2 separate regions of the Homo sapiens genome follow, and region 2 is linked to region 1. The links are chromatin loops, found by intact Hi-C in ENCODE. Cell type or tissue: dorsolateral prefrontal cortex. All regions are shown on one strand. Each heading gives the region's core, and the rest is flanking DNA. Links, peaks and the distances in the headings are about the cores only. Region 1 overlaps KIF1A (kinesin family member 1A). Region 2 overlaps KIF1A (kinesin family member 1A).

Evidence for each region. Hi-C counts contacts between places; a loop is a spot of excess contacts. Peaks named below come from ENCODE experiments on the same cell type or tissue, not always from the same donor. Only the 100,000 strongest peaks of a DNase experiment are listed, where the experiment ranks them.
Region 2: it touches region 1 in a loop (2.0-fold over the local background); 1 of 110 quality-filtered maps calls a loop at or near these places.

Annotation. Positions count from the first base shown.
Region 1 is chr2:240,790,319-240,794,691 of GRCh38, reverse strand. The region is part of intron 2 of KIF1A (kinesin family member 1A); the gene reads left to right. Among named protein-coding and RNA genes, the nearest start is that of KIF1A, 28 kb to the left of the region's middle. In dorsolateral prefrontal cortex, for the core only: no CTCF peak of the experiment used is centred there; a DNase peak (open chromatin) is centred at 2,236; H3K27ac peaks cover 2,568 bases.
Region 2 is chr2:240,735,696-240,740,068 of GRCh38, reverse strand. It overlaps KIF1A (kinesin family member 1A), which reads left to right. Exons shown (of 49, transcript NM_001244008.2): 37 at 1-11; 38 at 2,901-3,006. Among named protein-coding and RNA genes, the nearest start is that of AQP12A, 46 kb to the right of the region's middle. RefSeq lists an enhancer at 1-576. In dorsolateral prefrontal cortex, for the core only: no CTCF peak of the experiment used is centred there; no DNase peak of the experiment used is centred there; H3K27ac peaks cover 1,379 bases.

The DNA of each region.
Region 1 (4,373 bases), core at 303-4,302:
ATGCAACGAAGGTTATCCAGCAAGTGGTCAAAGGTGTGCGTTTGAAACGTTCACCTTGGTGCTGTTTTACCAAGCCCGGGGCAACCGCCCAAATGCCCGCCAGCTGGGAGCTGCTGAAGGGATGTTAAGTCTATCCCGGCAGCGGACCTGAGTGCTCCTGAAAGTTTGTGTTTACAGCTGTGAGAAAGTGCCACACGATGTTGTGGGGAAGGGGGCAAAGGTCAGCACGGAGCCCAAGAGTGAGGCCGTGTGTGGGTAAAGGGCAGATGGGCACTCACTGCAGGTCCTGTGTGCACTGGATGTGCACGTGCATGGGAGACAGCAGGGTGCGGGGGAGGGAAAAGAGTGGCCGAAGAATGAATAATCAGGAAAAATCTCTAGGAAAGCTGTTTTCATTTTGGAGAAAGCAAACCAGTGGTGGTTTTGGAAGAAAGTGCTGGAAGCTATGTCAGAAATCTGAGTGAAGGGCTGAGGGAGCTCAGGAGAGAAGGATGTCCCCTAGGCCTGGCGCAGGGAAGCCTGACGGAGGAAGGGGGTCATGGGCTTTTCTCCTGGAGGTTGAGGGGCCAGGGTGTTCCAGAGGGCTGACCTGCCCCCAGACAAGCCCCAGGAGGACACTGCAGACAGGGCATGAGAGGGTGCGGGTGGATGTCCACCTGCCAGGAGCACTCACAGGAGCCACCGTCCCTGGTGACTTCTCAGCTGCAGCTCAGATCAATAGAATTGGGAGTGGCTGCCCTGGCTGGTGTGCCAGGCCCCTCGGAAGATGGCGGGGACTGTGCGGGGCCCCTCAGAGGATGTCGTGGGGAAGTGACCTGGCCAGCCTGCCCTGCCTGTCCGGTGAAGCTGCTGACTGTTCCTGGAGTCTCAAAACATGAGGAGAGGCCCCACTCTCTAAAGCGTGCCTTGTAGCTCCGCTGTGACGCAGAAATTGGAAGCATTTGAAAGTAAATTTAACTGTTATCCCGTAATCATCACCTGCATAAATAATCCTCTTCATTTGAACACACCAGACCTAGCAGTTTTGTGAGCCAGCTGAGCTGTCCATTAGGTGCACTTCGGTCCGACCTGGCAGAGCTAGTGTAGGTTGGCCTGGGGGCAGAAGTTGAGTGTGAGTGCTTCCGTCCTCCTCCTCTCTCCTCACATTCTCTGCCCTGAGGACCGGAGGACGTGAGGGCCCTGAGCCTGCCCAGCCATTCTGCAGATGCTGGAGGCTGGCTGGGGACGCGGACCCTCAGCCATGTGCGGCCCCTGAAGTGAGTTCCTGGAGTGAGGGGCCTGGCTGTGCTCATGACTTACTCGCTGTGTGACACTGGCTAGAGGGCATCCCTTTGGGCCTCAGTTTCCCCACCTGTGCAGTAGTGAGGGGTGGTGCTGGGTACTCCCTGAGGTCCCCAATCATATCTGCACTCTTCTGGCCATGCAGAGGAGGCCCAGGGTTTGGGTGGCCTCTCATCTCTGCCCTTGCCCACAGATGGGGATCTGGACCCAGGGTGGGTGCGACCCAGGCCCCCAGCCTCCGCTGTGGGCTCCCCCAATCCCGAGCAGTCGGGGACCTGGGCAAGCCCCTCTGCACGGGCAGCAGTAGCACCCGTGTGGTCCCTGGGGCTGCTGTTACAGAGGGCTACATGCTGAATGGCTTCAAATGACAGAAATGTCCCCCCCCTGTTCTGGAGGCCAGACTCGGAGGTCCAGGTGCGCTGCAGAGTGGGCGTCTTAAACAGCATATGTTCCCTTCTCCGCAGTCTGGAGGCGGAAGTCCAATCAAGATGCCCACAGGTCTAGATCGTGGGAGGGCTGTCTTCCCAGCCTGCAGCTGCTGCCTTCCTGCTGTGTCCTTGCCTGGCCCAGGGAGCTCGGGTCCCTTCCCCTCCTTTAAAGCCACTCATCCCACCATGAGGTCCCTGACTTCGTGGCTTCGTCTCATCCTCATCACTTCACAAGGCCCCATTTCCAAATGCCAGCTGGTTGGGGGTCAGGGCATTGCATATGAATCTGGGGACACGCTCGGCCCACAGCAGGCTCCGTTGGGAAGAGCCAGCTCAGCTCGGCCCTCACACCTGGTGCTCAAGGCCGCAGGAAAGCTGAGACTCTGAGAAAACGGCTGTATTCCATTCCTTTCCCGTCCCCCTTCTTCCAGCTCCCCCCACTCCTCACCCCAACCCTCCCCCCGCTGTCTCTGTCGTCTCGGTGTCCAGTCCTTTGCAGGCCCATGCAGAGTCCTGGGAAGGCTGCCTGATACTGGGCACCTCGCCGGCCTTGGAGGGGCCCAGCTCTGGGGGCCTGGCCAGAGCCTGGGGTGGGAGGGGATGGGGGCCCTAAAGGGGCTGGCTGAGGAGCCCAGCCCAGCAGGCCCTGGGAGGACCTGTTTCTCCCTCCTCCCTCCTCAAACCTGCACAAGGAAAAAATTCCAGACCCTGGCAAAAAAAGCCCTTTCTCCAGCAGAATCGGGGAGGTCTCTGTGAGAAGCAGGCTGCTGAAGGAGGGGCTGCCTGTCTCCACAGGCCTGGCGGACCTCAGGGCTGGGAGGTGTTGCGGGGACCCTGGCTTCTAGTCTGGCTGTGCGTCGTGTGACCGGGGGAGAGGACCTCCCCTCTCTGGAGCTTGGGGCCCATCTGTAGTGACAGAGGATGGTTCCCAGCCACAGCACAGGGTGTGGGAGGGGTGGCAGGGCCAGGGTGGGGTGGGGCTCCCAGACACAATACATGGCCTGGGAGTGGGGTTGCCGGCAGGGTAGGGTGGGGGTCCCAGCCCCAGTGCAGGGCCTGGGATGGGGGTGTAGGCAGGGCCAGGGTGGGATGGGGGTCCCAGCCACAACACAGGCCTGGGAGGGGTGGGGGCCCAGGACAAGCAGGCCTGAGGGATTCTCCCAAGGGCCATTTACAGCTGCAACTGAGCCCCACTCCCGCCCACTCACCTGTGCTGCCCTCTGTCCCCCACCTACCTGGCATTCCTTGGGCACCATCTGTGCCCTGTCCCAGAGGGCCCCCACCTCATGGAGCTCATGGCCCATGTGGGGTGTGGCATCAGGGCTTCATCTGAGCAAGGTTGGCACCTAGGGCTGGGCAAGGGTGGGACAGGGAGCAAGGGCTAGTGGGGGTGTGGGGATGGGGGCCAGGCCTGTGCGGGGAGCCCGACCTGAGTGCAGCGGGGTGAGGCGAGGGGGTGGATGGGGCAGGAAGGGGTGTGGGGATGGGGCCAGGCCTGTGCGGGGAGCCCGACCTGAGTGCAGCCGGGTGAGGCGAGGGGGTGGATGGGGCAGGAAGGGGTGTGGGGATGGGGCCAGAGTGCGGCGGAGTGAGGGGATGAGGTGGACACGGTGGGTGTTGCTGGCTTGAGCAAGGGGCCCCAGGCCTCTGTGTCAGAGCTGGGAGGCCCAGCCGGGCTGTGCTAGGGAAGGCGCTGCAATTGTTTCCACAGCGCTGGTTGATCGTGCTAGGGTTCTGGAGGCGGCGCCACGGGTGCTGTTGGGTCCCGGCAGGCGCTGAAGTCGGGACAGCTTGGCCTTCTCTCTGCCTCTGCTCCTGGCCATAGCACGGACGTGGCCCCTCTCACCTCCGAGGACAGGGCTGTGATGGTCAGTCCCCAGCTCCCTCCTGCTGGCTGCCCGGGGTGCCTGGGTGTTTCCCAGAAATCCTCAGGCCTGGGATGGGGGCGCAGGTGGGACCTGAAACTGGATCTGCCCTGGCGACAAGGCTGCCAGTGATGCCTGTGCTGTCAGCAAGACGCTTGGCCAGAGGGGGTCTCAGTGCCCTGAACTGCCATAAGGAAGCACCGCAAACAGAAGTGTGCTGTCTCGTGATTCTGGAGGCCAGAAGTCTGAGATCAAGGTGGTGGCAGAGGTGGCTGCTCCTGAGCCATGAGGGGCACCTGTCCAGGCCCTCCAGCTTCTGGGGCTTGCCGGCTGCTTCTGGTGTTCCTAGCTTGTCATCACCCTGATCTCTGCCCTCATGTTCTCATGGCACCCTCCCTGTCTCCAAATCTCCTCTTTTATAAGGACATGGCAGCACTAGATTAGGGCCCGTCTTCATGGAGTAGGACCTCATCTTAACTAATTACATCTGCAGCAACTTTATCTCCAAATGAGGTCCCATTCTGAGATACTGGGGGTAAAGGCTTCAAAATATGAAATTAGGGGGACACAGTTTAACTCGTAACTGGGGCATTTTGTTCTCCGTGGTCCTGGTGGCAGGTCCCCAGGGTGCATGCTGGCACGGAGGGTGCGGGCATACTGGAGGCTGTGCCGCTGGCCCCCAGCCCACGCTGGCTGAGGAAAACCAATCCGGGGCAGACACAGCCTCATCTCCAGCCTTCATCTCCAAGCATAGGACGGTGCCATGAGGGCTTCGTTCTTCAGGTTTGCTGATGTGATG
Region 2 (4,373 bases), core at 247-4,246, 55 kb after region 1:
GCTGGTCGTGGGTGAGTGCGGTGTGGGGGCTGCCTTGGTGGGTGGGGCTGAGCTGGTGGGAAGAGTACAGGCCCTGAGCTGGATACCCGGGTTCTAACCACACCTCTGCGTCTGTTGCTGCGTGACCCTGGCCGGGTCACATAATCTCTCTGTGACTCACTTCCTCACCTGAAAAGGAGAGCCTTGGACCTGGGTGACGATCTGCAAATTTCTGTTTAATCAGTGTATTGGAGTTCTGGGGCTGCCATGACAAAATACCACAAACCAGGTAGCTTAAAACAGCAGACATTTATCATCTCACACTTCTGGAGGCCAGAGGTCCAAAATCAAGGTGCCGGCAAGAGGCGCGCTCTCTCTCTCTGAAACCTGTTGGGGAAAATCCCTCCCTGCCTCTTCCAGCTCCTGGTGGTGGCCAGCATCTTGGGCGACCCTGGCCTGCAGACGCATCACTGCATTTTCGCAGGCTTCTCCTGTCCTGTGTCTTCCTGTGGCCCTTTCTCCTAAGGACACCAGGCAGGTTGGATTAGAGGCCCATCCTGCTCCAGGGTTGACTGCATCTTTACTCAGTTTGATCACCTCTGCAAAGCCCTACTTCCAAATAAGGTCCCCTTTGAAGGTCCTGGAGGTTAGGACTTCCACGTATATTTTTCGGGGACACAATTCCTCCCATAACCATCACCAAGGATCTTACACTCTTTTCTTCCATGACCTCATGTTTCGAATTCGGGTCCGCCAAATGTTTCCTTTGCTAAAGCGGAAAGAATTTGTCTTCTCAGTTTTCATTCAAGGAGGCAGACAGTCATCCATTCAAGTGTGTCACTAGCATGAGGCCAGCCCAGCCCTGCCTTGCCCCAGACATTGCCATGGCCGGGCTGGGTGGCTGCTCAAGGTCACTTCCCTGAGGCTGGACCCGTCACCTTGTGTCCCAGTGCAGGACTGTAGACAGGAGGTTCCAGGTACACCAGGATACATGCTTATGTTTTACAAGTTTTGTGTCTAATTTCACATGAATCAGAAAGTCATGGAACAAGCACCCAAACCCTCCTTTCAGAGGTTGTTTAGGGCAAGCCTAAGAAGAGTGAATTGATTTATAGGCAGAACGTAAGCAAATACACAGCTGGTTTATGGACCCGGCCACACGGTAGTTGAGGAACGATCCCTGGGGCAGCACTGCCCTCACATTCTGAGCCCTGGTCTCACTTCCCTCAAGGCAGACAGGAGAGAAGGAAGAGGGGAAGCTGGATCTGCATGGTTGAAAGGACGCATCCTTCGGGCCTGGGTCTGTCACCACTCAGGCCCCGCCTGCTCAGATCCACCTTCTCCCCACCTTCTTTCTAAAAAGGCCAACAGGAGTGTCTGTTTATGTGGGGTTGGGTGATCAGGGATGCTATTTAAAGGGATCTGGGGAGATATGGTATGAACCCCAATGCTCCCCTTCAGGCTAAGGGGTTTGGGCTCAGCCTCTCTGGGCTTCGTGACTGAGCAGCCCTGTGATTGGACTCAGGGCACAGAGCAGCCAAGTCACTTTCTGGGGAGCACCTAGCCTCTCTCCTGCTCCTCACCTGGGACCCAATCTCACTGTTCACAGCCTTCTCCAAGCTCAGCATCCCTCCCAAGAGGGCCATGGGACTTTCCAGCCCTGTGAGTTGGACAGGACTGGGCACAGGGTCAGCGAAAGGGATGAAAGTCGAGGAGAGACCCCGGGTGTCCATGAGCAGTGGGTGGGTGCACCCTTTGAGGCAGGGGAGGGAGTCAAAGTGCAGACAACAGAGGGTCAGGACCCCAGCCCAACCCCTGGCACTCTGTCCAGACCAGCGGGCTCATGGGTGTCAGTTTTGTGGGCCAGGTACTTGGTCAGACGCAGAGCAGGCTAAACACTGCTTAAGTGCAGGCCCCGAGGGCTGAGAGCAGCTGCGCTCCCCTCCCCGAGGGCTGAGAGTGGCTCTGCCCAGGCAGCGATCTCTGCAGCTGAGCCTCTTCCCTGCCATGGGCACTGCCCAGCATGGACCCAGAGGGCCCTGGCGTGGGGAAGGGCACTTTGCTGGGATCCACCTGCCTCTTCCCAGGACCTAAGTGCTGCAAAGTCATGGGTCAGAGTTCCAGCAATGGGATGGGGCAGGCCCAGTGTGCACCCATCAACACAAAATCCTAGCGTGTCCTGGGTTTTATCTTGTCCATGCATGGCGGAGAGGGAAGGCTGCCGTTCCTTCCTGGCGCAACAAAGAAAATGTACATGTGTTTGTTTACTCCTTTGAATGAGCAGAACTGTCACTGTCTGGCCAAGAAATTACTAGGTGAAGCCACTAGACAGTTTTCCTGCCTGATAACGGCTCTGGTTTCTTTCACAGAGACAGACAGACACCCCCAGTGCATGCAACTTAGCGGGCTCTCCTGGAAATGCCCCTTGTAAGAAGAGGTTTTATGGCACAGAAAGTGTTCTCTCCTATCCCTTCCCATCCCTCCCCTCCTCTGCTCTTCTTTCCCTCCCTCCCTTCCTCCCTCCCTCCCTCCCTCCCTTTCCTTGTTATTATCATGACTTTTTGGTGTAAGAAGAAGCAGGAACATTCCTCCTCTGTGTCTTGCTTAGCCTTCCTTTTCCAGCAGTCAGGAAGGCCGGTGGTTTCCAGGCTAAGCACCTGCATTTGTCAGTGTGTGTATACGGGGGTGTTCACTGTGGCCGAGAGACAGACAAGAAAGACCGTGGAGCAGCAACTACACATGGCACCTGGGTTGCTGAGGACCCTGTAGGGCCTCCCTGTTCCCCCTGGCACCGCCTTTGACAGACGCTCTAGTGACCATGTGGGGAGCTGGCTTGCTGACAGGACCCCCACCTGAGGCAGCCCCCCAGGGTCCCACCTGCCCCCTGGGAAGTGACCTGTGGCCCGTTGCCTTTTCTGCAGGCCGCATCCGAAACACTCCAGAGACCGACGAGTCCCTGATCGACCCCAACATCTTGTCTCTCAACATCCTCTCTTCCGGATACATCCACCCAGCCCAAGATGACCGGTGAGTCGGAGACTCCCTGGAGACAGGGCCCAGGGCATGTTCCCAGCCTGCCAGGCCCTCAGCCAACCCGGCACAGGGTTCAGCCACACAAGGTGACCCGCTCAACGCTCTCCCGGCCCTCCCTCCTGGCACCTGCAGGAGCTGTGCGGTGAGGGGCTGGTGGCCTCTGCACCCCCGGCTCCTCGTTTGTGCACCTCGTTGCTGGTTCAGGCATCCCCATGCCCATTTGTTTATCACCAAGCAGAGGGGCCAGCGCAGGGGTTGGAAGATGAGCTGAGTTCTGTCCTCGGGAGTTTTGTGGTTGCGTGGTGTGGGGACAAGTGGCTGTATGTCCAAGGACCATGCTGCTGTGGATGAGTCAGTGGCCTCTGGCAGGCATCCTGGGGCTAGAGGTGGAGCAGCTGGGGTGGGCGCCCATAGGCACTGCTTGGCACAGGCCCCTCATCACCAGGCTGCTCCTTCCTACACTCCTTGCACGGCCAAGACCCCACAGTCTGGGCGGTCCCAGCCCGACCGCATTTAGGCTGGGGTTTTGGCGCTCTGGGATGTCTGTGGCAGCCCTATCGGGGTCTGCTGGGGTTAGGGGATGGGAGAGGGAGGCAGCCCCTGCGGTTGGCCTGGGCAGGTGGCTCAGCACTGCCAGGGGCAGCCCTGGTGGGTGGGGACGTCCCGCGGGCTCCACTGCGTCCCAGACGCTGCCTTCCAGGGGCTTGGGGAAAGTGAGGCGGGGGCTCCAGTGTCCAGTCCTGGCTGCTCCCTGGGGGCTCGACCTGGCTCATGATGCACAAGCCCAGAGTGGACCCTCAGAGCTGAAGCCGCAGGTGTCTCCATGGCTGTGTTTGTAGGAAAACGTCTTTGAGGGCCTCCCTGCAAGGAGGGTCAGGGTCATAAGGAAGGAGGGTCCTGGCGGGCGTCGTCTCCTATTCTTCTGACTTGGGTCCACACAAAGCTTTGGTTTCATCAGCAACACCCAGAAAGTGGGCTATCGGGGCTTAGCACTGCAGTAAGGAGGGCACTGCAGGGGCAGCCAGGGCAGGGGGCAGCTGGATAGTCAGGGTGGGCACAGCGCTGAACAGTGGGGGGTGGGGGTTGGGCACAGACCTGGGCAGGGTGGATGCAGCTCTGGTCCCAGCCCTGCCTGTGGCCTTCCAGAGGGAACTTGCCCTGCACTCATGTCCATAGGAGGGTGGAGAATCCGGGGGGTGTTCTATGTGGAGGTGGTGCCATGAGGGGGGAGCACGTCTGGGAGAGGGAGAGGTGAGGCAGACCAGGTGGGACGGGCCGGGGCTTGGGGCTTCCCCGTGCCTTGCTTCTCCTGCCGCCATGAGAATGCTCCCTGGTGAGGTGTGGAGAAGGCCTGGAGCCCC